Regions from separate parts of the Homo sapiens genome. Here all the other regions are linked to region 4. The links are chromatin loops, found by intact Hi-C in ENCODE. Cell type or tissue: endothelial cell of umbilical vein. All regions are shown on one strand. Each heading gives the region's core, and the rest is flanking DNA. Links, peaks and the distances in the headings are about the cores only. Region 1 holds the start of LOC105375172 (a long non-coding RNA gene). Region 2 has its middle 120 kb from the start of LINC02889. Region 3 has its middle 44 kb from the start of AGR3. Region 4 overlaps AHR (aryl hydrocarbon receptor). Region 5 has its middle 150 kb from the start of HDAC9. Region 6 has its middle 150 kb from the start of LINC02889. Region 7 overlaps LOC105375170 (a long non-coding RNA gene).

Region 1 (4,686 bases), core at 466-4,465, 160 kb before region 4:
TCCCCTCTGCAGCTGTGGTCTGAAAGTACCATTTCTGCATTTATTTTAGCCCATGGAATAACTGTGCTGAGAAACCACAGAGTCAATCAGATTCAAAATGTTAAAATCCTTCCTGCTTGGAGTTTTCCGTCTTCACATCAAAGCATTTCATGCCCGTCAGCAACTTTTTAATGCATTTGCTCCTCGTTTGCACAATTTCCATTTAAAGACTTTCCTTGGCTGACTTCTCTGATGAGGTTTCCTGCTTGCCAGGAGAGCACGCTAATGCAGAAATTACAAAGGGGGCTTCACGTCCCTTTTCCGGAGGACCTGATATTTCAGATAATTTCCAGCTTCAGTTTTGGAGAAACGACTGTTCTTTGCACCAGGGGAAAATAAACTGATTTTCAGTGTAAGCAACCTGTGAAGACAGAGACAAATATAAGTAAATGAGAATGTCATTTAGGAAGAGAATTGAAGACACAATAGAAGCATTTACTAGACTCCATACAATAATGTCATGTCTTTGTTCTAACTTAAGCTTGCATGTATACAATGGGGTTCAAGAAACTTGGCAAGAGTTTTTTTTTTTTTTCTTAAACTGAGTTAAACAGTCTTGATTGCCTTCTTTTAATTAAAAGAAAAATAATACATATAACAATAGATTTGAAAAGGAAGAGCCCAAATCACTAAGGGCAGTAATCTTCTGGAAAATGTGAATATTCATGAGTTATAGGAAAGTGATGAGAGCCAACACATCACTTTTTTTTTTTGCTCCGAGTAATCAATTCTTTGCCTACAGCCAAACCAGGCCTTTTAACAAAATTATTATTACTTAAGTAAAAAGATAAATTATTAGTTAGCATTCATAAGTCAAAAATAATAAACCCAGAGTTTATATTTTATTGATATACCTTTCACATCATGTAAAACTATATTTGAAAACAACTTGTTTCATCAAATCATGATATTTCTGTACTAAACAACAGAGTTGAATGAAGTTTGGCTTAAATATCCTTATTTTATTTCTGTATTTGTCCTAAATCAATTCACCATGGTTCAATATTTAGTTGATAATAAGTGAACTGGCTAATATATTTATTTGATAAATAAATAATTATTTAATAAATACATTTATTTATTGAATTTTCATCCTATACTATGTAATATTCATAACTATATAAAATATACAAATACGGAGTTCCCATTCTATGACTGCTAAATTAAGCACATCTAGATCAGCCTTTTGTCCATTTTTCATGTTTCCTTCCTTCTCTTAGGAAGAGTTGTGATTTCTGAAATGGTGGGAAAATTTTAATACCTACATTTCACCTCTACTTTTTCAGGGAGAGGTTCGTGAAGAAGTGATTGGGAAAGAGAGCAAGTCTTGGTTGGACAGTGTGGTAAGTCAGCAAGGGTGAAAAGAGAGGGGGTCCCTGTCAACTATATATATAGTTCTTCCAGGGAAAGAAACATAGCCTCAAATTTGCTTTTCATCCTGTTCTGACATTGCAAGGAAAAAATAGTGAAACTCCTTGGACCACTTTTATAACTTGCAGTGTTCTCAATAACTTGCAGTGTTCTCATTGAGCTACATTTTTTTATTTGCTTGCTTCAAGGACTTAGAAGTCTGTAAAGTGCAAATCTACAAATAAAAGCTTAAAATCATAGAGTTAATCACAACAATAGGTGAGAAAGATATAGCACGCAGAATGCCAAACTATTAGCTGATTAACTGAAAATCTGTATGTATTTTTCAGCGGTTAGTGGAGAGATCAATAGAACACATTTAATTAGCCATGTGGTTTGTTTTACTGGTACTGGAGCTACATGTCTCTCCCACTCTGCCAGGCTTTTAGGACTTCACAAGCTTAATATATACATACACACATACATATTTTGTAAGTTTTATTTTATACACACACACACACACACACACACACACACACACACACATGCTTATGTATTTTGATTATCCAAAATGAGACTTAATATCCAAATCACGTTTAGTTACGTTGCTAAAAAAGTAAGAAAAACTAGCAGTCTAATTTCCATTCTTTAACGAGCAGGAAGATTGGGAACTTTTGGTTTCAAGTGCATAAAATGCACTGTTTTAATTCCTTCATATATTATGAAAGAATGTTTATATTTTATAAAAGATTAAAGCATGTTATGCATCTTAGAAAAAAGTGTCAAGAAAATATAGTTTTCATGACTTAGTACTTTACTGGATTTTTTTTTAAACTATCCATTTACTTTGGGAGAAATTTTATGTTAACAACTATTTTCTAGTCATAGCACAGATCTAGTAAGGTTAAAATATAATTTTAATTAACATAAGTAGGGTTCATAAATTTTCACTCAGGAAAAACAAGCTACTTGGGAAACAGATAACATTCTTAGATCTGAACACTTACCACATAAAATCCACATTGAAAAATAGCTAATATATATATTTTATTAAAGATGAAGTTATAATATATAAATGTAAAAAACAGCATGGCAGTAGAGCTGATGATTTTAAGAATGGTGGCAAGCTCAAGCTCAGTAGTCAAGTTCTAATACAGTTGATATTTAAAGTTCTAAGATCTGTGATATGTATATCTATATATAGAGATATCCTTTTCCTCTGCCAAACAGGAAGCTATAACCACAAGCTGTTGAATGCAAGTTACCTATTGAAAACTTACTACAACAGCGGTTCCCAACATTTTTGGCACCAGGGACCGGTTTCATGGCAGATAATTTTTCCAAGGACCAGGGTGGATGGGGGATGGCATTAGATTCTCATAAGGAGTGCGCAACCTAGATAACTTGAATGCAGAGATCACAATAGGGTTCATGCTTTTATGAGAATCTAATGCTGCCACTGATCTGACAATAGGCGGAGCTTGGGCAGTAATGCTGGCTTGCCTGCCACTTACCTTCTGCTATGTGACCCTGCTCCTAACAGGCCACGGACAGGTACTGGTCTAGGGCTTGAGAACCCCTGCCTTGTAATAAATAATTTATTTTTCTATTCTCCAAAAGATTCAATAGAAATGTGAGGAGGAAAACTGCAATTATTTCTGAACCTTCCCATCAGCCTTGTCTCTGATAGAATTGGCCTGTTGTGGACGGGCTTTGTGTAGATTAGAGAAAGAAGAAGATGCTCTTTTGGTGTAATTGTTCAGGTGAGTCCTTCATGTCAATTATTTCATTCTTGTTCTTGTTACGTTATTTGTATTAGTCTGTTTTCATGCTGCTGATAAAGACATACCTGAGACTGGGCAATTTACAAAAGAAAGAGATTTCTTGGACTTACAGTTCCACATGGCCGGGGAGGCCTCACGATCATGGCAGAAGGCAAGGAGGAGCAAGTCACATCTTATGTGGATGGCAGCAGGCAAAGAGAGAGCGAGCTTGTGCAAGGAGACTCCCATTTTTAAAACCATCAGATCTCGTGAGACTTATTCACTATCAGGAGAACAGCAAGGTAAAGACCCGCCCCCATGATTCAATTATCTCCCACTGGGTCACTCCCATAACACGTGGGAATTATGGGAGATACAAGATGAGATTTGGATGAGGACACACAGCAAAACGATATCATTATCCTTTTTATGGATAAGTTACTAATCATAATATATAGTCATTTTTTCTGGAGGTTACTGTGAAATGACCTTCCCTCAGGCAAGAAAACCTAAATATCACAACCCTCAGATTTCATGAGTCCCTTTTATGTAGGAAAATAACTGATACTTTCCCTATCAAATCAATAATGTTCAGCCAAGGCATTTATTTTTTATTTTTATTTTTCAGGATGAAGGTAAAATCTTACAATTCAAAGTAACAATGTGGTTCATTTGACGAAATAATTACTGTGGACTTTAGGACCATTTATTCAAATTGCTGTCTTTGATTAACTCAAGAACTCTTGGTGCCTTTTTTCTTCTAACTTTCTTCAACAACTGTAATTAATCACAGAATTTGTCATCAATCTTTCCACCAAGGCCATGAATACTCTTTGAATGAATGACGATTCTTTCTTTGTGTTAAGTTTCTGTGCCCCAAGGCTATTAAAATTTCATAGTTTCTCCACATTCTTCAAAGCTTTCAACTTTTGTCTAAAAACAACATGACAGAACAAGATCTATTATCTGGGTTTATGAATTAATCTGCATTCAAATGCCTGGTGATTATAGCACTTAAACCTGTTTATCAAAGCACAGGGCTTTTGAAGAAAGTATTTCTGAAAGTTGTGCCTATAAAAATGGTAGAAAAGACTCCAAGACTCCGGTATGATCAAAGCATTTGGATCAGGCAGCCATTCAACCACGTGGACTATTGGGACAAGGATTAGGCCCCCACAGAGAAGCTAAGTTTATAAAATGATTCAGAGGAGCCAAAAGATCAGAAAATAGTAGGATTAGTTGTCTGTTTTATTGTTCTGGGATTCTGTTTCTACATTATGAAAGATCAAAGGGGTTTTCCACCTCTTCCCATGTTGATGTCTAGAACCTCCTTTCCAACTAGTGTGGTAAGGCTTATCAGTATATGATGAAGATTTGGGATTTTGCATCTGGCTTTTAAACTTCTTTGTGTAAACTGGACCTTTATCCCTTCACTTCATCCTCTTGATATGGAACATCCCCTCCGATCTTAATCTCTCCGTCTTTGCATGGCAACAAATCAGAATTGTTGCTCTTCTTTTCCCCTAATTCTCTG
Region 2 (4,686 bases), core at 480-4,479, 380 kb before region 4:
ATATTGTTTACACTTTGAAGTGGCCTGTGATTTATCTCCTGTGTCCCAATTCCACCCCGGTGCCCATTCTTTAAAGGTCCAGCTTAACCATCACATCTTTTCTTGGAACCTCTTCTTATCTCCATAAAACGCTGTTTTATGTCCTGACATCCCACCTCCCTTTATATATTCTTTATGGCTTGTATTGCAAGCTTGCATTGTAGTTACACATGTACACATATAACTACATGTGTGTACATGCTTTGGTCTTCTCTGATGTCACACAAGGCCATTAAGAAGGGCCTATATGTATTTTAATTTCTTCTAGAAAAGCCTAGCTCATTGTGTGGCATACAGCAGCATTCAGTAATTTTTTTTAAGTAAATAAGTGAATACCCGAGCATCCAAAGCCAGCTGTGTGTGTGTCTGTGCATATGTTAGCAGAGTATGTGTAGTCTAGGATCCACCAGATATAGATGTAATACCTTCAAGATCCATAGAAATGGAATTGACTTTGTGTGAGAGAGCTAGGTCTTATGGCAGCTTTTGGGACTTAGAAAGTTTCTGTCACAGAAATGGTTAAAGCCAAGGCTGTAGCAGTTTTGAACAGTTTGGGAGTCTTTCAGACTCGCCTAGAGCCATAGTCCTCAATGATGTCCCCAGGGTAGCTGTATCAGCATCTCCTGGAAGTTAGAAATGCAAATTCTTGGACCCCATCCCATACCTACTGCATCCACAAGTCTGGTGGTGGAGCCCAGCAGTCCGTGTTTTAACCAGCCCTCCAGGTGGTTCTGATACACACCTGAATTGTGAGAACCATCGGCTTAGAGAAAGTTCCAGGAGAGCTTCTGTTCAGTCTTGATATCTCTCGGCTCAGCTACCAAATAGGGCTTTTATAATTACAGAATGATTGAGTGTAAATTCTGTGAGAGTGAGGGGTCACAGCATGCAATAATGCTTGCTCAATTTCAGTGCATGAATCAACGGATGACAAATTAAGAGCCTAATTTGAACTTCCATCCTCATTTGGTTCATTGTGAAAAACTGCTGCTCATAACAGCTTGACAAGTGAACAATGATGCATACATCTGAGCAAAGTATGCTGATGTGTGAGAAGTAGCAGCAGCTATCAGCTTCCTATCAGCTGACTAGTGAAGGTCATAGTGGGACTAATATCCGATGCTAAAGGAATATTCTTTGAGTCTGAGTTGCCTGAATGTCCCCTGTTTTCTTTCTTGCTTTTTCTTTTTAACCTTTTAAAGAGATGGGGCCTCAGTCTGTTGCCCAGGCTGGAAAGCAGTGGTGTAATCATAGCTCACTGTAGCCTTGAACCCCTGGGCTCAAAGGATCCTCCCGCCTCATCCTCCCAACAAAGTGGTAGTACAGGCAAGTGCCCATTCCTTCTTTTCTGATCTCTCCTATTTCTTGAACACAGTGATGTCCTAGTGTTTAGTTACACTACCCCAATACAGCAATCAGTGCTGGTTCACTTACCCAAGATTTATTTTTCTTTTCTTGCATGCTGGCAGTACCCGTTTTGTGCCAATGTCCACCTCTTCTCCACATGAGTCAGATCTGATTTGTCAAAGCCAATTATGATCCTTCCGTTCTCTCAACAGTGACTTGTGGAGGATTGGGCAGGTGACCCAGTTCTGGTCAATAAATTGTGAAGGCACATCTGTTGGTATGTTTCCGTGAAAGCTTTTTCTCATTTTTAAATAAGAGATGCACAAGGGGAAAATGACCCATTCTTTTGGACTTTGGTGTGTCCGGATGTGGTGCTTGGAGCTGAGACAGCTTTCTTGGCATGCAAAGGCATCTTAGGCAGTCCACTGCAGACAGCAAAGTTGAGAGAGTGGAGGGAACCTGGGCCCTGATAGGGTTGCTGAACCATTGAATTAACTGGAGCTGCTTGTATTGGAACTTTTGTTATAAGAGTTAATAAATCTCCTTCAGCCAAGAACTTATTAAATATTAAGTAATTATTATATCTGTTTCTTTCCCTTTATTTTGAAAATGAAAAGGGAATGGTATGATGACATCTCTAAATTTCTTCCAGCCCTAACGATTGGTAATTCTTTGCTTGAAGTGGTTCTGTGGAGTTTCAAGATGCGATGCTTTAGCAGACATGGAATCTGGAGGGGGTGTGCAAACATTGCCTGAGTTAGGGTCGTTTGTGTGAGGTCCAGGAGGTAGAAGCAAGGTAAGGCGGTGCAGTTGAAGCATGAATTCCTAGGGACAGCCGAAGTGCTATGTCCTAGAGCACAGCAAAATCAGAAATCCATAGGAATAGCCAGACATTGAAGATAGTAGCTAGGAATCAGATATAAAACAAATTAGAAAAATTGTGATGAGATTTGCTTGCCAGCAATCAGAGCTCATGGCATGTGTTTAGCCTAGGGCCCTCTCAAGGTACCAAGCATGGATGAAGGGCCAGCAATCTCCTTGGGGACATTACCAGCATCTGGAATCCTTTGGCTACCCAGGTTTACTGAATTTCCTCCCTGGTCATTCATCCCGTGAGCTTCTATGCTTGGCCTGCTGCGTTTCACTGTCTCTGTCAACCTCAGGCAGCTGCTTTTCTTTCCTTTCCAGTTGTCCCTTTACTGAATATTTTCCAAATCTACGTTTCAGTTCTTGGTCTCGAGTGCATAGTAGTGCAATTCTTCAATTTTTTGATGTCCCGAACCTTGGAAAACAGATTTAGGTCAGCCACAAAATACAATAAAATGATGTTTACATTGGTTTCTCACATTTTTTAATCAACATTGCCACCTAGTGGTAAAATAATCCTTAAAACTGTGCACAATTATTTTCATTTGGGTTTGGATATTTGATTCAATGTCAAGGATCTTCAAATGGTAAAATTTTGAGCAAGAAGAGACCACAATGATTATTCATTTAAATGTATTGTTTTACACCTAAAGAAATTGAGGCTTAGGGAAAGTCATATGGTAACCAGTGTCTTTTAGGCTCATTAATTATTGCGCTAATACGGTAGGGTCCTCATTCACAGACTATCACTATTTTCCCCCCAGAAATTCTTAATTATTTCCTCTTGAGGTTTTGGTTGATCACTCAGTTTTTCTCCCTTAAGTTTTAAGATGTTCTTACTCAATTTAGCTATTTCCTGGTGGTAAGTAAAAAACAAAACGAAACAAAAACAAACAACAAAAATCAGTTTCAAATGAAGCAAGGTTGTGTATTACATTCTCTCTTTTTGACACATTTGTTTTGTCTTTTTCTCCCAAGTCTTTCTCAAGATGTGTCAATCCATGAGCATGTCTTCCTTTCTTGTGTACATTTAAATACAGGAAAAATATTCTAATACATCCTGTGTTCCATCCAGTCCAGCAGTATTTACACAGTTTTGGGCAGGTCTAGGGTAGAACCAGAGATTCTGAATTCACACCAAGCTTCCCAAAGATGACAAAACTCCTGTTTTGGGCTCACACTTTAAATTGTAAGGCTTTATAGAACAATGACTACATCCTTGAGAACTCAAAATCTTTCTTCAGAATGGATGAGTAAACCGTGTGTTCTGTTTGGGCAAATGAGGAGCACAAGGGGAAATTCCTTTGCCTTAAGCAACGTCTCCGCTGAAGTGGCTAATTCCCTTTTTGGCTGCCATGGGGGTCATGTGCCCTGTGAAACTGCTGCTGCTTGCACTGCTTAACGAGACAAGGTCAGGGAATTTCCCTGCACTCTGTGATGACCATTGACCCTCTCCAGGGGTCCGTGATAACCGGGTCTGGAGAATGCCCTCCCAGGACATTCCAGGAGTGATCCTAGGCTAGGCAGTTGTATTAAAGTTCTAAATTTGGTTGCACATTGGGATCACCTGGAAAGCTTAAAAACATACTAATGTCTGGGTCCTGTCCCTGGATACCAGGGTTTTCAAAGCTCCCCAGGTAATTCCAATGAGTAGCAAGCCTGAGAACCACTGGAAACCTAAAGGCACGTAATGGGCCAAAGGACACCAGCTTGTCCCTCCCCTCCTCTCCTTTCTCCTTGTCACCAGTTTATTCTGAAACAAAGACTTCAGGATGCTGCTGGAAAGGGAATTCAGCTCCTAGCAGCTCTGGCTTTATTTACCCTCTCAGGCCCCTCCTCCCTCCTGCGCCCCAACTGGATGTGCATACTTTTTGAGGCAAGTCCAGTCCCTTCCCAAAGTTCCTAGGGTGGCCTTCATAATGCATTTTATTATGTCACACCCACCTGCTCTGCTAGGCCAGCCGAGGTCATGTGATAAGGCTGCTGCATCCCAAGGAAAGGGTTTCGGCTTTTACAAGGACAAGTGCTGGATCAGCCTGATCTCCTGGGAGTTATGAATCAGATGGTCTGAATGTCCTTGCGAGACTTGTGGAAAGAGAAATGTTATCCAGGTTTTTCCTTCAGAACTTTTCATAGGCGATCCTGGGAGCTCTGACCTAGAACTGAAATGACTTTTGATTTTGAAAATAATTAGAATTAATTTTGTAAGGCTGCTTCTCTCTCTCTCTCTACATATATATATGCTTCTAAATATATATATTTGTAAAATACAGTAATCTATGGGCTAGAAACTGTGATAAGAAGCTATAATAGAAATTTACAGTTAAAGAAATGATGGATAATGTGGGATTGTGGTTAAAGATCAGAAGAAAAATGCTTTGGTTCTCCAATCTTGACTTCTTGCATTAGGTATTTTGCTGGGGGAAGAGAGGG
Region 3 (4,686 bases), core at 440-4,439, 380 kb after region 4:
GGGAGGCTGAGGTGGGTGGATCATTTGAGGTCAGGAGTTTGAGACTAGCCTGGCCAATATGGTGAAACCCCACCTCTACTAAAAATACAAAAATCAGCTGGGCATGGTGGCAGGCACCTGTAGTCCCAGGTACTTGGGAGGCTGAGGCAGGAGAATCGCTTGAACCCAGGAGGCGGAGGTTGCAGTGAGCTGAGATCACGCCACCTCACTCCAGCCTGGGCAACAGGGCAAGAGTCCTGTCTCAAAAAAAAAAAGAAAAAAGAAAAAATTCATTCCTTTGACAAATATTGACAGAGGACTTTTTGCCAAGAACTATGATTCACGTCAGGAATGTACACATAAGGTAGGCAGGTACAATCCCTGCTTACTTTTTAGAGAGGAAAAATGATGATGGTGATAATGACAATGATTTCTCAATTATTTACTAATGCAACAGATATTCATTGAGTGCATAATATCTGCCTCTACTGGACCCTTGAAATATAGGGTCTTTCATGGAGCTTAAATTATAGTGGGAAAGAGATATCATCAATAAAAACAGATAAATATATACAAAAAATTTTAAATACTGTGGAGATAGATTAAGCAGGGCAATGGGACAGGGAATGGAATACTAGGGGGCCTGGCCTGAGTTTATGAAGCATAGTCAGGGAAGCCCTCCCTAAAGGAAGGAAAAGAGAAGAAGGTGCAATTAGCAAGGGAGGAATGTTCTACCACCCAGATGCAGTGTTGATTAAAATAGCACTAATAATAGTTAATATGCATTGATATTTTATTATGTACTAGGACAGGTTCTACACACTTTGCTTGTTTTCGTGTGTTAATTCTTTATGACAAACAACCCTATCAGGTAAATAGTAAGCTCACTTTCTAGATGAGAAAACTGAGTTTTAGAGAAGTCACATTATTTTCAGAGTCCCTAATTCATAATATTTAGAGTCACAATTTGAATGCAAGCAGATAAAATTCCTTTTAAAAATAAGTAAACAACAACAAAGGACAAACTTTAATGACTGGATAAATACTATGAATAAAACAAATAAAGGTCCAGAAATAACGAGGGAACCACTTAAGATAAGGTCAACGGGAAAGACTTCTATGAGAAGAACACACTTCACCTGAAAACTGGAGGATAAAGAGGATGGTTCAGAGACAGACCTGGGCAAGGCAAACCAGGGAAGAGTGAGGAGCGTGTGTCTACATCCTGCAGCCAGAAGAAGCCAGGCAGGTTGCAGGAGCTTCAAGAAATCAGGACCCTGGAGCCCAGAGAATGGAGAGAAGCATTCTGAGAGATGAAGGCAGAGAAATGAGCAAGAGGCATGTTATGTCAGCCTAATCGAGTCTGGATTTCATCATAAACCATTGGGAAGCCATTTTTTAAGGACATTATCTGGTTTTCCTTTTAAAGAATATCACTTTTGCTTCTGTGTGGTAAAGGAACTAGATTTTCCTGGACAGTTGATAGAAAATGTGTTATTGGGGCATTTTTATGACTCACTGTTTAACTAACAACATAAAGACAGACAAGGTACAGTAAACAGCCCTCAAGGTATGTACAGGTCATACATGATATATAAATCTTGGTGTCCAATGTTTACTTATAAATAAAGCAAAGTTTTTTAAAAAAACTTCCCTGCTGTGCTCATTTCATTTTGTTAAATAGACCCCTCATGCAAAAGGTGTATTTGGCCTGTGTTCCCTAGGATTTCTGGATCCTTGCTGTCATAAATTTACTGAGTGAGGAAGAGAATATGTTCCTTTTCCCTTGTGACCTTCATTCTATAATGTTATCATTTATCTAACAATAGAAGGTCATTAGAATGCTAGTTACGGTTTGCTTGGACTTGACATATCCAAATGCCTTTTAGCCACACATTAGATGTACGATTCTCTGTGAGAAGAGGTTGTTGACAGAAGACTTTTCTGGATCTGTGCAAACAAACTCCACCTCTGTCTGTTTTTGCAGGAATGTTCAATGTTTTATAGCACACTGTGGTTTCGCATTTAGGATCAAATTTGGAATGGAACCGCTTTCTGTTCAGTAAAGCAGAACTAAAATGTTACAACTGTGAAGATTCATATCCTTTGGAAGAGAGCTGCCCTGTCATGAGCACCACCAAGTGGCCTGTACAGCTCCTACAGTCTCCCAAGATGTTACTTGATTGAAAGGTTCTAATCCAAAAACTTGACCAGCTGTTTTATACAGAGTACCTGTTTTTAAGCATACCTTTCAATGACTCAGAGAATCCATTTGTTAGACTTCCACAAAATTTAACCAAAAAATAAGAATTGCTGCTGCCATCTGAAATCCCAAATGTGGGGCCTAAAAAATGCTGTTGGATGCACTACACTATATTATCACACGTGTATACATTGATATAAGGGAACTAAAAATAAGCCAAAAACTTGAGGGCATCTCTGCCTCCATGGATGCAAGCTGGCCCCATTTCACACAGCTGTAGAAATAAATTGCTCTCTGTTCCTGAGATGCAACCCAACTTTACTGAGCAGCTGTAACCTAGGAACAGGAAGGAGATGAATTGCCACTATTCTTACTTTCACATTAAAACATTTCTCATCTCCTATGTGTACAAACACGAGGCTGAAAGATTTTTCACATTGACAACTTGCCTGATTTTTTTTTTTAACTATACAAAAACTAGGTTAGGTACAACACTAGAAAATGTGACCTCTGCCTTTGAGAAGATGAGACTCAAAGGACAATGCTACCACGTCATCATTCCCTTCTCTGGTTACAAATGCAAAATGTGTGCTGTGGGGAAGAGGAGAGGGCTGCTGGATGGCCTTTGGTGAGAAGAGTAAGCTGAAAGTGATACTTCAAAGAACGTCTTCCAGAGCCTCCATCCCTAGCCCTGTCCATCCAAGTCATGGCTCACTCCCATTCTGACAAACAAAAAACAAATTATAATTGGTCAAGATCTGTTCAATATTTTAGGAATTTTAACTTACTTTAGGGTCAAAGAATGTTGACTGGAAATCATTTCTGTAAGTAATAAACAAAGGATTACGATTTCATGAAGCAATTAGTAACAAATGCCATTAGAGTAGAAGAAGCCTGTCATAACGCACTTGAAAGGTATTTAAGAGTCAGAAGTATCACTATTGTTTTTAAAAATACACTTGACAAGCCTTAAAATTTTTTACAAAAGAAAAATATACATACGTAGTCAGTTTAAACAGATTTCTAAATAGACAGTGATTAAAAGTTGCATAAAAATATATATACATAGTCAGTTTAAACAGATTTCTGAATAGGCGGTGATTAAAAGTTGCATAAGCCCTCAGGTAAAGAACTGGAGACCTGACAGGTGCCCAATTTGCCTGAGGACACAGAGCAAGGAAGCAGTAAAGTCCTGTGATGCCACCTTTGCATTCATGTGGTATTCTGCAGTTTACAAAATGCTTTCAGGTCCTTTTGTCCCCTTCATTTGAACCTTACAAAAATGCTGTAATGTAGAGTGCACATCATCCCTTTAAAGTTAGAGACTGTGATTATGCTCTCAGAAAGAGTAAAGATTTGGTAGTGGCTGAGTGGCTGAGGGCTAGAACCAGGCCAGGGTTACCTCATTCTGCAATAATTTGCATTGACTTTATAGTTTTCAACACACTATAGTGTTTCATTTATTTCTCCCATATGGGTAAAGCAAACATCTTTCCTAATTAACAAGTAAAGAAATTGGCCATACAGAGAGAAAGCAATTGGCCCAAGGTGCAGAATAGTTGGAGCTAGGAGTAGAACCATATCTCCTGAATCCTCACTTGCTTTCTTCCTACTATTCTCTACTGCCACCTTCGAGATCCTAAGTCATCTATTGCAAGACTCAAAGCTGAAGTCAGACTTTAAAGCTAGACTTTAGGCCAGGCACGGTGGCTCATGCCTGTAATGCCAGCACTTTGGGAGGCCAAGGCAGGCAGATCACCTGAGGCCAGGAGTTCAAGGCCAGCTTGGCCAACAGGGTGAAACCCCGTCTCTACTAAAAATACAAAAAATTAACGAGGTGTGGTGGCAGGGGCCTGTAATCCCAGCTACCAGGGGGCTGAGGCAGGATAGTCGCCTGAATCTGGGAGGCGGAGGTTGCAATGAGCCGAGATCACGCCATTACACTCCAGCCTGGGCAACGAGAGCAAAATTCCTTCTCAAAAAATAAATAAATAAATAAATAAATACAAAAAATCAGCCAGGCATGGTGGCGTGTGACTGTAGTTCCAGCTACTCGGGAAGCTGAGGCAGGAGAATCACTTGAACCCAGGAGGCAGAGGTTGCAGTGAGCCAAGATCACACCACTGCACTCCAGCCTGGGTGACAGAGTGAGACTTTGTCAAAAAAAAAAAAAAAAAAAAAAAAAAAGGCAGACTTTAAAGAAAAAATGTCTATAAGATTAGTTGGAAAGCAATAAAGAAGGGAGAGGTGGGGATTTCTAAAACTGTATCCATGAACTTAGACAACTGCCACACATCGTGTTAGTCACAAATATTGAACTAAGAAAAAATATGTTGCCCTATAAAATGGCAATGTATCAGAAGATTTTATATCTAGTAGCAAAATGACTTAAGAGAGATAAAAATTCCAGAACTACTTCTTCACAACTGCTGAATGGTCAGTTCTGAAGGTGAGATTTGCACTTTCATATAAGGCAAAGTGTGATGGGTAATCTCGGGCAGCCC
Region 4 (4,686 bases), core at 267-4,266:
TCTGAGAATTCTGGCTGGAAGCCACTTTTAATGAGTCAGAAGTCTTCTGCCACCCTCCTGCTGCTGCCCTATAATTGTGATGAGTTCTTTCCTTTCCCTTTTGTTTGCTATACCTGAGGAGAGATGATGAGATATAAACAGCATAGTTTCTAGCACAAGACATTAGCAGGGAAGATCAGGAAAATGAAATATGGCCTAGAAACCACTACTAGTTCCATAATCCTGGAAAACTCATTGTTTCCCCTCCCCCTTCTTCTACGCAAACACACATTTTTATTCCCCCTCGAACCCGCATAAAATGTATCTGCCTTACCAGAATCACTAAAACATTACCAAAAAAATTTTAAGTGGTAGTTAATTGTTAAATTAGTACATCTCAAATATGTACTAAGTGCATGGTACTGTACTGGGAAGCTCTGGTAGTTTCAAAGACAAATAATAGTCCTATCTTTAAAGACATTCTTTTTCCTACTAGGAGGAAATATATTTTATAACATGGCAAAATCAAGCATAATATATTGCTCAGTAACACAGGTGCTGCAAAAGAGTTCATGGAGATGTGGCATCTAAATCGGGTCTTAAATACAGGCAAGACACTTCTGTTTCTGTGACGGCAGAATATCTAGCTTTCTGCAACTACCCTTCTCTTCCAGAAAACCACACCAAAACAAGAAAAGCAGGAGCCAGAAACACAAACTCTGTCTCCGATGAACCTAAGTGACAGCTAAACCCAGATGCTAATAAACAGGAAGATGGTAGAAAAGAAATCAATAATAGCATAGAACAGGAAGGCAAATATAATCACAGTATATTACTTAGCTAAACAGTAAACAATATACAGTCAAAAATAATACAACACTAATGTGTATATAATCCAAAATTGTGATAAAATATATTGGGAGGATGCAGGAAGGTGAAAAAGGTTAAAGTGAGACAAGACAGCACTAAAATCCCTAACTACCACAGTAAGACATCAAAAGATAAGGCCTCACATGCTATACTTAAGATGTGCCACATATATAATTGACTTTTAAAATCTGCCAGTATTATTTAATAGGAATACATTTTAAAACAATATTTCAATAGAAAGAAGTAAAAAGAACAAACTAAAAGATGACTGAAAAATGTAAGACAAAACAAATGAATACGTAAAGGACACCCTAAGTAGAAAATCTGCAAATACAAGTGCTTCTCCTATACATAACCATGATCCCAACATATAACTTTAATTACCAACCACACTTTTGCCTATGAAATTGACAATAATATTTTTTAAGCAAAAATGCAAAGATATAGTCACATCCCCAGATTGATGATGGAATGTAATTAGTAAATTTTTCTTAATTTGATACTATCTCTTGGAGTGTACGATTTGGTTCAACCTTAAAACAACACATACTTTTCTATCCCAAAATTCCCTTACAGGAATTTTTTCCTAAAAAAATAAATTTGCATTAAAATTTACACGTCCCAAGGGTATTCTCTGAAATATTAAAGTATTAAATGGTTGGGAATAAAATTTCCTCCCAAAAGAAAAACAGTTAAAAAAATTATAGAATATTAGTACAACAGAGTATTATGCAGCCTTTAAAAACAATGTTTTAAAGAGGAAGGGAGGTGGGTAGCAAATCAATAAGACAGGAGAAAAGACTCTAAGAGGAAAGGACGTAAAAACACAAGTATGGGGATGAGCAAGTACAAATTATGTATGGGAAATGACAAATAATTTATTTCAGCCATAACACTATCTGAGAAGAAACAGTGAAAATCCCTAGGATATGGCTGTACTGTATGCATCACTGAATCTGTTCACCTGGACAGTACGAACACAAGTCAGTAAGAACACAAGCTTTGAAGCAAAAAGACCTGGGATCCAATATCCAAACTCTTTCTCATTATCTGAGCAACTCTGAATTTGAATCTCAGTTCCCTATCTATAAACTTAAATAATACTACCTTTCTTTAGTACTATTATAAAAATGAAGAAAATGATGTAAAGAACTGGGCAAGCTTGTATCAGAATAAGTGCTAATAAACAGTCATCTTTTGTCATATTAAGCCACTAGCAAAATATCAATTTTAAAAGAAGCATAAAAGTAGAAAGGTACTGTTGTAAAAGATTTGTATGGTATTTATTTCTAAGTAACTGTCTTAATTAAATACATGAGTAAGCACGTACTATGTAAATTTATTCACCAGTGAAGTAGCACATTTCAGCCGTAGCCGTAATTGAGAACATAATCGTATACTGCCTCTTACTGTTTCACGGGCGAATTGATTGTTCTGTGATAATGTAAGCTAAAAGAATAGAATTTACGTTTCTGTTTCATTTGTATCTTTAGCAGTCTTCACAGTTTATATATATATATATATTTTTTTTTTGTTCTGTTTTAGTTGTGAGAGTAGCAGTACAGGTGCTGACTGTCGTGCTTTATTGGTCAAGAAACTTGCCCAGATCTGTAACAGTGAAGAAACTAGACCTCATTTTTTAGTTTAGATCCAGTGCTTTCAATTTATACCTGTTTCCTCTTTTTGCCATTTAATGTTACCTATAACTAAACACTTTCACTTACTTCATTTCATAGTTCTAATAAGCAAGTGTCCATAACTACTATGTATATGCTATCTAAAGCTATTGGAAAGAAAAATGATGGAGAAATAATTGTGTAAATGAAAAGACCCATTCTTTTATTTTAGATGCTATTTTAAAAATGGCACCATAAATTTATAGAAAACATTTAATGAGTATTATGTAAGTAATACAATTCAGTATTACATATATGAAATTCATGACATTTAAAAAGAATAGCAAGACAATGCTTTTATATTATTAATATGTTAATAAAAGTAAAAGTTTTTATCAGTATGCATTTTAAAGAAAGATCAGCTAAGGCTCAGAAGTGACTTCCAGTTCTGACACTTCATAATGGCTTAATCACCACTACAGCTGGTATCATTTTAAAGTGTAGATCCCCTTTTCTCAACACCTATTATTTGCCAACATTCAGTGCTAACTTTCTATGTACAGGTAAGCTGAAATCCATTACAACTTTTTCTTTATGATTAAAACCTTAAAAATACAAAAATATATACAAAATTATCACTAGGGAAAAACATTCTATTTAATTATATAATGGCCTTTTTGACTATCTTCATGAGACAAAATAAATAAACACTTTCATTTCCAAAGAGAATAAAATAAACACAGGATTTGTTCTCTTTTTCTGAGTAGGGTCACTAAGTATGGGGCAACAGTCTAAGCAAAGTTATAGTAGATTCTATAATGAAAGTTATCTTTGATATTTTCTTCTTGAAGGTAGGAACATGAATTGGACGTAAAGTTGCTTCAGAGCCTTTAATTTCCCAACCTTCATTACTCCAAAAAGAAAGGAAATATTTATTGAGAGTCTACTATGTTGGAGATACTTCAGTGGGATTAAATTGAACACATTTAAAATGTATTTCCTACTAATAAAGATAATTTTCAATGTGAGAGCCGCCACTAGGGGGGGTTGATTTTTCTTAATAAATTCAACTCAAGATTGAAAGAGCTTCAGGTTACAATTGTCACCTACTTTACTCCAAAATTTTATGGAATACTTATATTCCATAAAATTTATATTTAATTGGCTGTCTTTTTAAACAGTCCTATAATAATGCTACAGCATATTTTATCTGTAAATAAAATAAAATGGCTCTCATTTAAGAGGTCAAAGTTAAGTAGGTCTGGATAGCATTTTCAGCTCAAAACAAGATCTATTTTCCCCAATGTTGGCATGTTTTGGGGCTCATTAGGCCACAAACTGGTAGTTTAATTTTAAAACTCAAATTTAATACTAGGTTTAATGACTTCATTTCTAAAATAAACTTTGATTAACTGCATTATAAAGTTAACAATTTTTCATTCAGGTAAAAATAATTTATATAAACACTTTCACTTGATAATGAAAATGCCAGCACTAGCCTATTCTTACAGAGCAAGCTGGTAATATTTAAGGCATCTGTATGATTAGAAGCAATATACGGTGCTCAGCAGAGATCTGATAAACATCTATGCTAACAAAATGTGGGTGAATGGAAAAAATACTTTTGTTATATTATAAGAAATTAATACAAGTATATTAAAAACTAAGTAAGTATAATATTAGGATAATCTAATAAAAAGTACATTTTACGCAAAATAACCAAAATCCATAAATGTTAAACTGTGTAATGAATACAAAATTATGGCATTTGTTTTTGTTTACAAAGCCATCCAGGTCCTTTGATAACACCCTAACTGAAACCCAGTATCTTAAAAACACATCAGGGAGATCTTCATGTTTTCTCACCATACACATAAAACCCATGACACCCCTATTATATATGATGCTAAGTGTATTATTATATTAATAAACACATAGAACAGACATTTGGGATGCCTCCCAACTTTAACCATCAATGACAATGTCAAATAAGACAAACATACTTTAATATAAGAAACCATTCTACAAAATTAAAAGTATTAATAACCGATGTCTCAAACTGCCAAGGTAGAAAACTGCTGGTTTGACAATATTCCCTTAAGACACACTGTACCATAAAACTTCCAAATTTTCATCAGTCTATTTATAGATTATTATCCTCTGTTAATGCCAATTCATAAGTATACTTCTGAAGAACTATGATAACTGAAATTCTGAAAGG
Region 5 (4,686 bases), core at 181-4,180, 1.0 Mb before region 4:
GGGTAAAAGACAAGTTCAAAAATCACACATGTAGTAAGTGTGCTCAAATCTGGTCCATAGTATAAATGCTCAATAAGTGTTGATAGCTAAGCATTTCCTAAATGAACATACGAATCTATACTCCATATCTTACCTCTTAATCGCTGACATTGCCTCTATAATTAATTAAATCAGATAAATGTTTCCCAAATTCTCCTGATCATAAGAATTACCTGGGGTGCTTGTGCTTTTCATGTCCAACTGCAGGACCCAAAATATTTTGTGGAGCAGCCTAGAAACTGATATTTTAAACCAGCAATTCAAGAGATCCTAATGATGAGGGAATTTTGAGAAACAGTTGCTAGTTACTGCATGATCCGTCTTTCAACTCCAAAATTTGCTACCTACTTCTCTCTTAAAATTAAAAGCAAGAATCTATGACTGTCAACCCTTTATCTATTTCAAAACTCAATACTTATCATCTACTTTGTAAAAACAGAGGGCACTGAGATACAGATTAAAAACATACTGCCGGCCAGGTGCAGTGGCTCGTGCCTGTTATCCCAGCACTTGGGGAGGCCGAGGTGGGTGGATCATCTGAGGTCAGGAGTTTGAGAACCCCATCTCTACTAAAAATACAAAAAATTAGCCGGGCGTGGTGGCATACACCTTGTAGTCCAGCTACTCGGGAGCCTGAAGCAGGAGAATCACTTAAATCTGGGAGGCAGAGGTTACAGTGAGCCGAGATTGCATTCCAGCTTGGGCAACAGACTGAGACTCTGTCTAAAAAATAAAATAAAATAACGTAAGATAAAATAAAATAAATAAGAACATGTTGCAGTTTATCAACTTGGTCTAAGATCCCTTTGTTTAACTGAATAGGAATAAACACAATTTACATGGGAGTTGTTGTTTTTGTTAGTTTTGTTTTCCCATTAGTGGTAGAAATCTAAGCAAATGTCTAAGTAAGGATGTTCTAGTATTAAAACTTTCTGCATGGACTCATTATGAAAAACATCCTCCCCTAAGCCTCCCCAGGGAGTCATAATGGGGTTCCCATAGTATCTAGAAACCTTACTTCATGTTTTATTTCTTGGCTGCACAACTAAGAGTGTTGCTAATGAAGTGCTCATTTTCCTTCACTTTCTGCTAAGAGTGGGAAAATTTATAATATGCTTTAAAAATACACATAGCTACATATTCTAGCAATTGTTGAGTGGTGTGTACTTTGCAGTGCTGGTAACTAGGATTGGAAAATGTTACATTAATACGGTGAATTTTATTTTTCACCAAGTATTGTGTTCTAAAAAGAGTTACTGTGAAATATTCATTCAGTATGGTGCAGAAAACAAATATGAACAACTTTTAAAACCCCCATCCCATGGTACAATATAAAGAAATTGATGCATAGATGTCTTATTTCCTTTGTGCCGCCAGCCTCTCCTATGAATGCCACACCCATGAATTAGGAAAGACTGAACAGATCATTTTAGACCTAGAAAACAAAGTGGTGGATTGGCTATTCCACTTTCCTCAGATGAAGAAAAATGACCTGCACTCTCAGCTTCTGGCTCCCAACCAAACAATGGGAAATTTTCTCCTGTTGCTATGAGATTTTGGTGAAATATAACTGATGAGAATCATCAATAAACCATACCAGTGTCTATTGTAATTGTGGAAGAAAAAAGTGTCTTTCGATCCCATTGACCATTACCTTATCAAAAAGCAAAAACATCTTATTTTCAGATGGGAAGGAGAAGATTCTGAGAGTATATTTACTAAAAATACTATTTCCTGGTCAGATGATTTTTTTTCTTTTAATGACAGCAAAAGAACAATGTAAAAACTGCAACTCTCCTCTTCAATCTAAGGTAAATAATTCCCAGAAAATATTCACATATATCTTTTAGTTCAACATAAATGAAAGGAAAAAATGCAAGTTGTGTTAATAGCGGTTGTGACATCTAACAAAAGCAAAACTACAAAAGCTAAAACAGCATGTGACAATTTTTGAGAGTTAAATTATCCAAATTCTCTCATAAAAATAGTCATAAAGATGTAATGACAATGAGTGACCCTTGTTTCAAAGCACTGTCAAGTTAACTGTACTTTGAAATCTAGTTCAATTTATCTGCAACATCAAGCCATCAATTTCAAAGGTTTTATAATTCATAAGACATTTTTAAAATAGAAACATTTTGGGTTTTTTGCAGCACAATTACTGCTATCCTAGGAAGGAGAAAGAAACTTTCTTCATTATGGGCCATAACATAACTTTTCTTTAGCAAAATGATCTGTAATTAAACCAATTACATTTAGCATTCAAAAATTCAGAATGTTGTTTCTATATTTTCTAAATTAGCATTGGTCTACTTTAGTCTCTCTAGAAAAAATTGAGAAAAATGAGTTCCTGAAAACTTAAAATACCTACCTTTAAACTCATGTCGTTTCTGCTGTGTTTGGAACATAAATGTACTATACATGCGGCTCCTTGAAGAGAAACAGACAGAAACAGGAGTCGTTGGAAAAGAGTCAACTCTAATGCATGCCAGAGGCCAGCAGGGGGAGTAAAATCCCAAAAATACAGGTAAAAGGGGAAAAAAAATGCTGAATGAAGGTATAGGCAGCACCAACTTGTAAAGAAAAGAGAATCAGTCACCCAGTCAAATAAAAGGTGAAAATCAGATTCTTCAGGGCCTTGGCTCAAGAAGATAAAATGAATTCTCATCCACCTGTGAGAAACAAATGCACCTCTTTCTATGTATGTTCCAGGGAGCATAATAAGCTAAAAGGGCAAAAAATTGTCCTTGAAATTTTGTAGTTTTTTTTTTTTTTTTGTCTTCTGTTGAATAATAAAGGGAACAAAGTGTCTTATGAGAACACAATCATGTACTTTCACTAAACAACAATTCATTAAATGAACAAGCTTTGAATCCCGCTGTGTGGTTGGCTAGGAGAATTGTGATTCCTAATGTCAATAACCTCTTAATCAGATATTTGTTCTAATATATGAAAGGAAATAATGCTTAGTATGATCTGCATGGATTAACAATTTAGAAGCACAAAGGAGGGAGAAATTCCTGAAAGCAATGAAGAACTAAAGAACATTTTAGGCTAAAATATATTCTACATTCTAATGTTTCATTTTAAGTCATTTTGTACACAAGGACACAGCATTATCTAGAAGAAAGAAAATTCTGGGCTTTGGAAACACAATATCCCTTTCAGGTCATAGAATTACCAATGCATCTGATTAAATTATTACCTGTCATACCTCTCAGGAGCACCTACTACCATCTGACAGGTGTTTGCTTGCTGGTTATTTCACTCATTACATAAGTGAAGGGCTATAAACTTCATCTTCTCTTATTTCCATTAAGATGTGAGGCCGTGAGCTTTTAGTAGAGAGCCCAAGATCATCCAAATCCCGATTATGCAAGCTCTCTGTGGAATGACCTGACTGATTACTTTTTAATAGAAGATTTGTTCATTAAAGACTGCAGCTCCTTATGGATTTTACTTATCAATCCTTAGAATTTGGTGAATTTTTTTCAGTGTTAAAAAGAGAAAGTTTTGCTAGAAAATCTTCAACTGTGCAGTTAACACTGAATTTGATAAACAGTACATTCCCAGTAACAGCCACCAAAATTCCAAGTTAAATCTGTGCCCTTGGAATAATGCCAAAATGCCACAGCATATTTGCACTTTGAACAAATTGCAAATTTTTAACTCCTATTTTTTTCTGCCAAAACAAAGGCTGAAAATATGTGGATTCTATCTTCCCTGAAAACTTTACAATGGTAATTTGGGATGCAAAGAAAAATGATTTTAAGACCAATAGAATGGTAGATTAATTTGATTTACTATTTAAGTACGAATACTACCTGAACAATTTCTGGAAGCCATTTGTAAACATAAGTGCTATGAAACAGTCACTAACATAATCTATATGTGAAATCAGACAATATTATTAGAATTCTTTCTGTGCTACTTGGCCAATATTCTTAACCATTCAACCTCAGTTTCCTTATCTGTGAAATGAGGATAATAATACCTTATAAGCTTGTTGGAAGAAGTCATTGAAATAATATCCGTAAAGTGCTTGATCTAGTTCCTACCACATAGTACATAATCAACAAATAATACCTCTGATATCTTATTAGATATTTTCATCTACTGGGTTCAAGACACTAGTCATAGCATTTGCAAAACAAAAATAATTTTTGAAAAGACATTTCCAGCTTTTACTTATAATCTGAAATACCCTAATTTTTCACATTACATGTGCTAAGAAACTGAATATTTTCTGTCAAAGGCCACTCCCCCAAGACAATTACTCATTAAGACCCTAAAAAGTGATATTTCTATTGAATTGCTCAACACAGAAGAAATTGTAAAGAAGGCAGATATGACTTGGTCCTGACCCAATACAGTTGGGTTATTGGAAAAATAAGGGTTTACTAAACTATTTCTGAACTATACTAGACTAGACTAGGCTATGTATTACTTTAGTGGGTATCCTAAAATAAATATCATCTATGCTTACTTTTTGATAAAACAATACTATGATTCTTTTTGTTAGAAGTAAATACATATATAAAGGCGAATTTACTAAGAAAATAATGTTTTCTTGAGAAAATGCAGTTCAGTACCCATAAAATCTATGCGGAAATGGTTGTTATTTTTACTGAATCCAAGAAAAGTAGA
Region 6 (4,686 bases), core at 469-4,468, 400 kb before region 4:
CTGATTTGCTTCTGTGCTTCCTTCACTACCAGGTCAACAACCTCTTTCACTGGGGAAGACTCGAGGTCTGGTTTGCAGTAACTAGAGATGTTGAAATACAAACAAGACCTTTTAGTTTTCATTAGGAAGGCATTATTGGCTAGATTTCACCTGCCCTGGCTGTTTGTGTTGATCACTGTTACTTTGCAAAGCTATAAACAAGGGAACTGTAAGAAGAGGGGCTTTCCCAATGCCAGGGCACTCAGTGAAGGACATCTGCAAAATTGCTGGTTCAAAATTCTGGTGGGTGAAAATTTTATAAATCTCAGCCTTCAGACAAAAAAAAAAAAAAAAGATACCTCTTGATTGGGCATCTTCCAGAAATCCTTTCTGCTGTGGTTGTTTTCTAGTCTATCACTAACAAATGTCCTCCTGACAAGAGAGCTGAAATTCGAGACTGTCTGCTTGCTGCCGCACTGGGATTTTTGCTGTTTAATTTTTTCATGGCTACTTGTCTCTAGGTGTTGCCTACTTAATAAAAACTTCAGTGGATTAAATTTTTTAAAGTAACTATTACAGAGTAGTCATATAAAAATACTAAAAAAAGACGCCACCAAACAAAATTACATTTATAAGGAACACACACAAATACACACATTAATACTTTTGTAAAAATCCCCAAGCATTTGTTAGCTTTGCTTCCAAAACCTTTAAATTTTGATGAAGTCCACTTTATGTATTTTTCCCTCTTGTTGCTTGTGATTTGGGTGTCATTTAAAAAATAAATTGCCTAATTCAAAGTCACAAACATTTACACCTATATTTTCTTGTAAGAGTTTTGGAGTTTTACCTCTTAAATTTGGGTTTTACATTTTGATTCATTTTGAGTTAATTTTTGTATATGATGTGAAGTAAAGATCCAAATGCATTCATTTGCTTGTGAATATCATCTCAGCACCATTAACATTCTTATTCCTTGTCTTAGCATCCTTGTCAAGAATCAACTGACCATAAATGTGTGAATTTATTTCTGGACTTTCACTTCTATTCTATTGGTCTATACGTCTACACTTATACCAGTACCACATAGTATTAATTACTATAGCTTTGGAGTACATTTTAAAATCAGGAAGTGCAAAATCTCCAACTTGGTTCTTCTTTATCAAGATTGTTTTGGCTATTCTGTGTTTTTTGCATTTCCATATAAATCTTAGAATTAGGTTGTCAATATCCAAAAAAAAAAGCCAGCTAAGATTTTGATAGGAACTGTGTTGAATCTGTAAATCAATTTAAGTATTACCATCTTAACAAATTTGGAAGATCTTAGCAGTATCTTCCAATCCATAAATTTGAGATATTTTCCTATAATAAATAGGTCTTCTTCAGTTTCTTTCATTGGTGTTTTGTAGTTTTCAGTGTGTAAGCCTATATAGTTCCTTTGTTAAATACTAAGAATTTTTTGATGCTATTGTAAATGGAGTTGTTTTCTTAATTTAATATTTGGATTGTTCATTGCTTGTGAGCACATTTTATTTTGTCCAAGAATGAACTTTCAATTTGATTGAAATAGTCCTTAGGAAGTCACTCTCAAATATGGCTTAACAGAAAAGATGCCTTTTATGGCATGAAGAATTTAGTGGGAACAGTAACCCCTCGTAGATAATTTTTTTGTAACTCCTCAAAACTTGAACTTACACTTCTAAAATTGAGTTTAATCTCTTTAGAGGAGGTAGAGTATGCATATACATCTTTGTAGTGTTATCAATGAGACAATCGTGCTAGTACAAATTAAGAGAGGTACACAAAGCATTCATTTCCAGATCATTTTGGAAAATATCTTATTTTTCAGATTAGTCATTGTAACTCCTAAATTTGATTAGTAACTTTCATGTTATCCAGATAGACTGTTATAAGGTATAAGTTGCTTCCAGGCTGGGTGCAGTGCCTCATGCCTGTGATCCCAGCATGTTGAGAGGCCAAGGCGGGAGGATTGCTTGATGCCAGAAATTTGAGACCAGCTTGAGCAACATAGCAAGACCCCATCTCTATATAATAAATTAAATTTTAAAAATTGCTTCCATAAAATACATCTCGGCTATACCCTGAAGATACTTTCATGTCCCAGGGGTATTGTGTACTAAGCATTACGTGTGTCTGGTGAATTTCACAGTTTTCAAATGTTCCTATAAAGTGCAAAATGCATTCGATCAGCAAAAGGATTTTGTTAACCCAACTTCATCTTGTCACTAACCAACATCATTTGTCATCATTTCCAGGGTTGAAACGAAATTTTTGTCTATTTTTTAAGCCAGGATTACTCTATCTTCTGAGAAGACAAAAAGTACCTTTTGCTAAGATTTCCCTATACTGTGGTCGTGTACCAAACAAAATTCTTTAGCTTTACCTGTGTGGAGCTAGAACAATTGGGTAGCCAGCCAGCCTTCTTCTCCTTGCCCACTTGAAGGCTGCAACTGTTAAACAGCACTGCCCTCTTGTGAGCAAACTCCAAAAGGACCAGCTTGAAAAAGTCCCCTCAATTTAAGTGCTGCCTGTCTGTAATAAAAACTGCACTCCAGTCGAAACCTAAATTTTGTGAACCACCAGTTTCTACCACAGGTTCACAGAACCTTCTAGAGATACTCAATTTTCATCCTAAAAGAACAAGAACATTCCCGGCATTCTAATAATCACAATCTTCTCTCTCTTCCTCTATCCCCAGCAATTTAATATTTTTTAGGTTTCTAAAATCTCAATGTGTTTCACAAACTGGTGTAGTTAAACAACTTCAACTATGTTTTTTCCCTCAGTAATGAATGCTTCATGACAGTAGGAAATTGACCGTAAAGAAGAAGGCAGGAAAATCGATGTAGATTGTCAGTTTGTTTCAGAGATACTGCCCCTCATTTTTGTGGATGAGAAACCAGAGGTCCAGAGAAGTTCAGAAATTAGCAAAGCACCTGGTTCAGAGTCCTTGTCTCTTGCATCTCAGTGCAGCCTGTTATTGCTACAGAATGTGACAGGATGTAATTTCTTAAAGGCAGAAGCTGCTTCCATAACGTTTCTATCTTCCTGACAGACTGGCATTGTGAGCAACATTGAATATGAAGGGCTTTCTCACTCATCATTTTTTCGTGTTAAACTATAGGTTTTGATTTATTAGTTATATAAATAGTGTTTGCATTTAATGAAACTATAACATCAATACAAAGTATTGCCAATAGGAATTATTGCTGTCCAAGCAGGACTCTCCTTAATACATAAATAATGCTATCAATACTTCAATACTTCTAACAACTCATGTCTGTTGTCCCATTCCTCGGGCTCCTTTTTCCATTCAGCAAATGTTTATTAGATGTTCCATGTGTCAGGTAATATATTACTACAAGGCCCTGTGGACTTTTCTTATTCACATGCCTCTCATTCATTTTCATCTACATCTTATCAGGTTGGAACACAAGATGCTTAGTTATCCACAGCACATTGTTTAGTGCAGCAGGCTGTACTTGTAAACTGCAAATCAGCAGAAGCAATGTTGGATGAGTGCTTTTTCTCCTTTCATTCAACACACGTTTTGAACTGTGACATTTCCCAGCTTTAAGATATTTTATAGATTTAAATTGTGCTCCAAATAAAAGAGTTGAGTGTGTTAGCTGCAAAATAGACAGGTCTTAAGCAGAAACGGATACTTAGTTTATTGTGACCTTTTTCCTATTTCAATGAACTGGCTGCCGGAGAGAAATGGGTACCTATGAGAGGCAATAGCACCGTGAGGTTTGAAGCCAGGTGGATGGGTCATTCCAGTTCTGCTTCTTTTCAGCTGTATGAGCTTGGGCATAATTAACTTTTTGTTTTTAGCTTCATAGGTTGTTATGAGGATGAAGTGAAATTTTACGCACACACACACAAATTAGCACACCGTAAGTGCTCAATAAGTATTCACTCTTATTACATGCTCTACCTTGTGTTTTCTTTCATTTACTTTTAGTAAAGTATACTATTTCTTATCATTTATTGTATTTTATTTTTATTTTTGGCAGCTTTATTGAGGTATAATTAACAAATAAAATTGTATATATTTACCGTATACAATGTGATGTTTTGATACAGGTACACATTGTGGAATGATTACCACAATCAAGCTAATTAACATATCCATCACCTCACATAGTTATCTTTGTGGTGAGAACACTTAACGTCTATTCTCTTAGCAAATAGCAAATATATAATACATTATTATTAAGTATAGTCACCATACTGTACACTAGGTCTCTGCAGGAATTATTCAACTTATAACGGAAAGTTTGTACCCTTTAACCAACATCTTCCGATTTTCCCCAGCCCTCCATCCCTGCCAACCACCACTCTACTTCTGTTTCTATGAGTTTGACTTTTTAACATTTCACCTGTAAATGAGATCATGCAGTATTTGTCCTTGTGTACCCGGCTTATTTCATTTAGCATAACATCCTCCAGGTTCATCCGTGTTGTCTCAAATGACAGAATTTCCTTCTTATTTAAGTCTAATAATAATATTCCATTGTACGTGTGTGTGTGTGTGTGTGTGTATGTGTTTATACATGCCATATTTTCTTTATCCGTTCATCTAGCAATGGACACATAGGTTGATGTCATATTTTGACTACTGTGAATAATGCTGCAATGAACATGGGAATGCAGATATCTTTTGGAAAGAGCAATTTTATTTCC
Region 7 (4,686 bases), core at 213-4,212, 290 kb after region 4:
TAAACAGGGAATTTAAAATGTTAAATTAATCTTACTTCTTAGTTTATAAACAGTGTGAAGTATGCAGATCAAGAGAAACATTTAAATATTCTACCCCATCTCCATGATCTCATACAATCTTGCTAATACCATAATATCTCATATTAATGAGATTTGTATAAAGCTTTCACACTATATGAAGTAATTACACATATGTTATATATAAAAATGGTTCCTGAGAGATTGACACTAACACCTCCTAAAAATAGTTACACTTTAAAAAATATTTTCTATGATCTCAGTTGAAAATTGCAATCCATTCTTTATTCTCTGTGCAAACTCCATTCTACCAAACCTGATTTACCAGTGGCTTTTGTATGCAAACATCTTGTTCTCCCCTGTTCTATATATCCTTCCCCTTTCCATTCTTGTACACAAAGTGAAATCCTAATTAACCTTCAAAGCAATCTTTTGCCATTCCCTTGAAGCAGGGGACTAAAGGGCAGAGGAGAAGAAATTGGGGGTACAGACAGCAAGTTTCTATAGAGGAGAAATGTCAGTCACCTTGCCCTTCCTGGGCATGTGGGTAGAGCAGAGGGTCAGGGAGTACACCAGCAGCTCCATTCCACAGCCCTTAAGGCAATCACAGGAAGTCACTATGTCAGTAAGCAAAGCACAGGAAACCGTATCACTGATGATACTAATGCATCTGCCTTGTTTCCATCCCCAAAAACAAAATAAAAATTGTTCCTTCTTCCCTCTCCCTTACTCTCCCCGACCCACAAATCTTTCCCATCAAGCCAAATTCATTTTCCTTATTTAAAGGAGGAAAAAACAGTGGCTTTTATTGCTTGTAAAAGCAAACCACAATGAAAGGTGCAATTCATTTTTCTCCATTCTCAATTTTACTGATGATTCTTTTGGCCAAGAAGAAATTTTAAAGAAAGCAGAAGAAAATTCTATGAAAAAAGTTCAACATAAAATGAGATAAATCACAAGCAATTAAATTCGTAAAATTATATCACTAAAGTTTTAATATCACTTCTATGATGAAGAATGAAGTTATCCAAAAATTTAGCAATTGCTCTTTGTAGGATAGTTTGTTCACTTTAATAAAGTGTATTTAATAGATACAATTTAAGTTCCTTTATGTTTCATCTATTAAAACACTGCTGAGTCTTTAGTGTAAACAAGACTGGTGTGACAAGTATATTTTTCCAAGTTGTATCCCCTCCCTTTCTATTCTTACATTCCATTTCCTTTTTCTAACTAACCTGCTGTTTTCAAATAGTTTTAAATGTTTTCACAACAGTTTGAGTCATTTAAGGTGTTTAAAGCCCAGATACGACATTCTTAGGGAGTACACAAACAAAGAAGGTAAAAGCATCATGTAAGTATGATGGGGAGAGGTGAACAACTAGCTTGTTAAACTGTAGTTTTTGCCTATTGTGAAGTGAGCACAGCATTTCTGACTTTATGGCAGAGGTTTATGGGCCATAAGCAGGAGCTTCTTTGGAATCAGACATTCATGATACTAAAAAAAAGCAGAAGCTCCTGAAAGTTAAGATGGAATTGTTATCACAGAGAGGTAGTCCCTATGATCTTGTTCACTATTAACAATTGCTGCTGACTATCCTACTGTTTTCAAATGGCCAAGGTGTCATTAAGAGAGTGAGGCAGGGAAAAGGAAGAGGATGTAGACCATGTTGATTAGAGTAAAACAGTTTTATGCACCATTTTTAGCAACCAAAGAGGTACCATGTGAAAAATCAATGTCTGTTGCTAGTGATCTTATCCCAGACTCTGATCTAATTTTGGCAATGTTAGAACAAAGCACATGCTGTCTGTATTGTTATTTGCTTACCCCATTCACTATGACAATACCAAAATACAGATTATGAAATAATTTTCCTTGGCATAGATTTTGAGAAGTATTTTTTCCCTTTTTTTAGTTTCGAGACATTGAGCTTGGGTAACTTCTCAGAAACTGTGCTCCCAGGAGTAGCAGCTTATCTGACTGACACGGGGTCCTAATATCCATTCTCACTCATCCTACCCTGTGGGTACTTCTCGACATAGTAAATCACTCATGGTAGGTGACAAAAAAATCCCAGTCATTTACATCTGTTCAACAAACATTACTGATAGTGTTATGATATTTTTAATATAAAAGTAGTGATGCTGTATTCAGCCAACAGTGAACTTATTACATCTAATGTACTGAAATCCCTTAGCTCCCCCTATAGGAAGGGTTGGATTAAAGTAGCAAGTAAGAGACGACAAATTCACATGCAAGCCCAATTTCATGGCAGAAAATAAAAGTTAAGGAGTCTGTTCTTCTTGTCCAACCATGTAAAACCCAAAATGCCAACTAAGAAGATTGGTCTTATCTTTACAGCTGCCTGATCCACTGAGTAAAAGAAAAGCACACCTTTGCTATTTTGCAGAAGAGGCAATTAAAAAAAAAAATCTCATCTGTTATCACCATTCTGTCTATTCCCCTATTCCCTCTACAGCTCAATATTAGCACTAGCAAAGGGTCTCATTGATGAAGTTAATACCCAGCTTGGGTTTCAGTCTCATTTAAGCCATTGCACTAAATCATTCATTCATTCAATGAACATTATTATGCAACTAATATATTTAAGAAACTCATAATTTCTCCTCTCAATGTTGGCTTTGAAATAGAGAGGTAGACTGGTATACACGTGTTCCAAACTCAGTGAGATAAGAGCTATAATCAAAGTGTGTCTAAGATATGGAATACTGTGGCACACATAGAAAATTGCATAGTCAATTCTCTGTGGTTGAGAAAAATGATAGTTTTAAGTTTCAGTAATATATCTGCTGATTTCTTCATCAAGTCAAACTGATCTGAAGAGCTTTTATATCAATATTTCCTTTGCATTCACACTGCCACCACACTAATTCAGACCATTATTACCAAACACCAAAACTATATAGTCTCTTAAGTGTATTCCATGTTATCTTTCTTTTTCTCAGTACTCAGCAGAACTGTGAGTTTATCTTCTTGTATTATTTTTTAATGTCTCGTTGAATAAAATCACGAATGCCCCATCCACATCATACATAATTTGAATATAGAAATGAGGCTAAATACTTGGACTTCAGAGCTGTTACCATTAATCTAGTTCCCTCTTTTATTATTAAGGGTTCCATCATAATAACCCAATTGTTATAAATCCAATTAAAAAGTTACAATGCAATATTTGCTTAATTCAAAATCAAGAGGTATTACAGCACTCCAAAACACCTCCATGCCCATAGTTTACACCTTTTCCATTACAATTTTTCCCTCCTTGCTAGGGATAACCAGCAATGCTGAGTCTGCTATTAGTCATAATCTTGCCTTTTGTGGCAGACACTTTTGGGCTGTGCGTCACAATTCCTCAGTCCGCCTCTAATTGCAATCACAGCTCTGTTGGACAGTTACCTGTAAGCTCAGTTAATGCTGACAATGCTGCACCTGAAGTGCTTGGCTTGCAATCTCAGCTTTTCTGTTCCAAGAAATTTCCAAGACCACCACATATAGGAAGGGGAGTTATCACCCCAGAGTACAACCCCCTCACAATGGTAAATAGGAGCTGATGGATAAATTCCCCAACCTCCTATTCATCAGACCTAATTCTGGAAGGCATCTGTCCAGCCCTCAGAGATCCTGGTGTAATACAACCTGTTGTCTTTATCAGTGGCCTGGAAAATACACACTTATATTGGTCTGCCTTTTTTTTTCTCAGTCTCCCTGCTTCCTAAGATCTCTTCTTACATAAACAATTTGCCATAAGCCTTTGACTCTTGTTCTGCTTTCAGGAAACCCTAAATGAAAACTTTTAAATAATTTTACCACTTATGAATGCAGTCACAACTGACACATTTACACCATTTTGAACTTCATAAAAATGGAACCACATCATATGAGTTCCATTCTATCTTGTGTCTTTAAATCAATATTATATTTGTGAAATTTGTCAATGTTGTGAGTGTATTTGTGTAGATCAGGTGTGTCCAATCTTTTGGCTTCCTTGGGCCACGTTGGAAGAAGATGAATTTTCTTGGGCCACATGTAAAATACACTAACACTGGCCGGGTGCGATGGCTCACCCCTGTAATCCCAGCACTTTGGGAGGCTGAGGCGGGCAGATCACGAGGTCAAGAGATTTCACCATCCTGGCCAACATGGTGAAACCCCGTCTCTACAAAAAATACAAAAATTAGCTGGGTGTGGTGGCGTGTGCCTGTAGTCCCAGCTACTCGGGAGGCTGAGGCAAGAGAATCACTTGAACTCGGGAGGCGGAGTTTGCAATGATCTGAGATTGTGCCACTGTACTCCAGCCTGGTGACAGAGTGACACTCCATATATAAAAACAAACAAACAAACAAACAAACAAAGAAAACTACCTAACACTAATGATAGCTGATAAGCTAAAAACATCATAACAAAATCTCATGTTTTAAGAAAATTTACGAATTTGTGTTGGGCTGCATTCAAAGCCATCCTGAGCCACATGTGGCCCACAGGCCATAGGTTGGACAAGGTCGGTTTCGATTATTCATTTTTTGTCTGTACAGTGGGGGCATTGGAAAATTTTTCTCTCAGGAATCCAACTATCCCCCCAAAAAACCTTAATGATTATAATATCAGGTGTTTCCTCAACAAAAATAACCAAATTATACCCTCCTACTGAG

Evidence for each region. Peaks named below come from ENCODE experiments on the same cell type or tissue, not always from the same donor. Only the 100,000 strongest peaks of a DNase experiment are listed, where the experiment ranks them.
Region 1: it touches region 4 in a loop (2.3-fold over the local background); 2 of 110 quality-filtered maps call a loop at or near these places.
Region 2: a loop joins it to region 4, with 17 times the contacts of the local background. A loop is called at or near these places in 5 of 110 quality-filtered maps.
Region 3: a loop joins it to region 4, with 13 times the contacts of the local background. A loop is called at or near these places in 17 of 110 quality-filtered maps.
Region 5: it touches region 4 in a loop (3-fold over the local background); 3 of 110 quality-filtered maps call a loop at or near these places.
Region 6: a loop joins it to region 4, with 11 times the contacts of the local background. A loop is called at or near these places in 3 of 110 quality-filtered maps.
Region 7: a loop joins it to region 4, with 13 times the contacts of the local background. A loop is called at or near these places in 12 of 110 quality-filtered maps.

Annotation. Positions count from the first base shown.
Region 1 is chr7:17,461,866-17,466,551 of GRCh38, reverse strand. LINC02888 (long intergenic non-protein coding RNA 2888) reads right to left here. Exons shown (of 3, transcript NR_110015.1): 3 at 1-400. It overlaps LINC02889 (long intergenic non-protein coding RNA 2889), which reads left to right. Exons shown (of 4, transcript NR_110013.1): 3 at 1,326-1,382; 4 at 3,010-3,107. It overlaps LOC105375172 (a long non-coding RNA gene), which reads left to right and starts at 3,414. Exons shown (of 6, transcript XR_001745108.1): 1 at 3,414-3,454. In endothelial cell of umbilical vein, for the core only: no CTCF peak of the experiment used is centred there; a DNase peak (open chromatin) is centred at 2,691.
Region 2 is chr7:17,679,134-17,683,819 of GRCh38, reverse strand. No RefSeq gene overlaps it. Among named protein-coding and RNA genes, the nearest start is that of LINC02889, 120 kb to the right of the region's middle. In endothelial cell of umbilical vein, for the core only: a CTCF peak has its summit at 2,751 (motif pointing left); no DNase peak of the experiment used is centred there.
Region 3 is chr7:16,923,899-16,928,584 of GRCh38, reverse strand. No RefSeq gene overlaps it. Among named protein-coding and RNA genes, the nearest start is that of AGR3, 44 kb to the right of the region's middle. In endothelial cell of umbilical vein, for the core only: a CTCF peak has its summit at 2,134 (motif pointing left); a DNase peak (open chromatin) is centred at 2,084.
Region 4 is chr7:17,300,498-17,305,183 of GRCh38, reverse strand. The region is part of intron 1 of AHR (aryl hydrocarbon receptor); the gene reads right to left. Among named protein-coding and RNA genes, the nearest start is that of AHR, 4.2 kb to the right of the region's middle. In endothelial cell of umbilical vein, for the core only: CTCF peaks have their summits at 2,256 and 3,495 (motif pointing right); DNase peaks (open chromatin) are centred at 2,233 and 3,523; H3K4me3 peaks cover 902 bases; H3K27ac peaks cover 1,369 bases.
Region 5 is chr7:18,343,703-18,348,388 of GRCh38, reverse strand. It overlaps a transcript of HDAC9 not described here. Among named protein-coding and RNA genes, the nearest start is that of HDAC9, 150 kb to the left of the region's middle. In endothelial cell of umbilical vein, for the core only: a CTCF peak has its summit at 2,531 (motif pointing right); a DNase peak (open chromatin) is centred at 2,538.
Region 6 is chr7:17,704,720-17,709,405 of GRCh38, reverse strand. No RefSeq gene overlaps it. Among named protein-coding and RNA genes, the nearest start is that of LINC02889, 150 kb to the right of the region's middle. RefSeq lists an enhancer at 2,352-2,401. In endothelial cell of umbilical vein, for the core only: a CTCF peak has its summit at 2,470 (motif pointing left); a DNase peak (open chromatin) is centred at 2,445; H3K27me3 peaks cover 390 bases.
Region 7 is chr7:17,006,758-17,011,443 of GRCh38, reverse strand. All of the region lies in intron 1 of LOC105375170 (a long non-coding RNA gene), which reads right to left. The region is part of intron 3 of LOC124901595 (a long non-coding RNA gene); the gene reads left to right. Among named protein-coding and RNA genes, the nearest start is that of AGR3, 130 kb to the right of the region's middle. In endothelial cell of umbilical vein, for the core only: no CTCF peak of the experiment used is centred there; no DNase peak of the experiment used is centred there.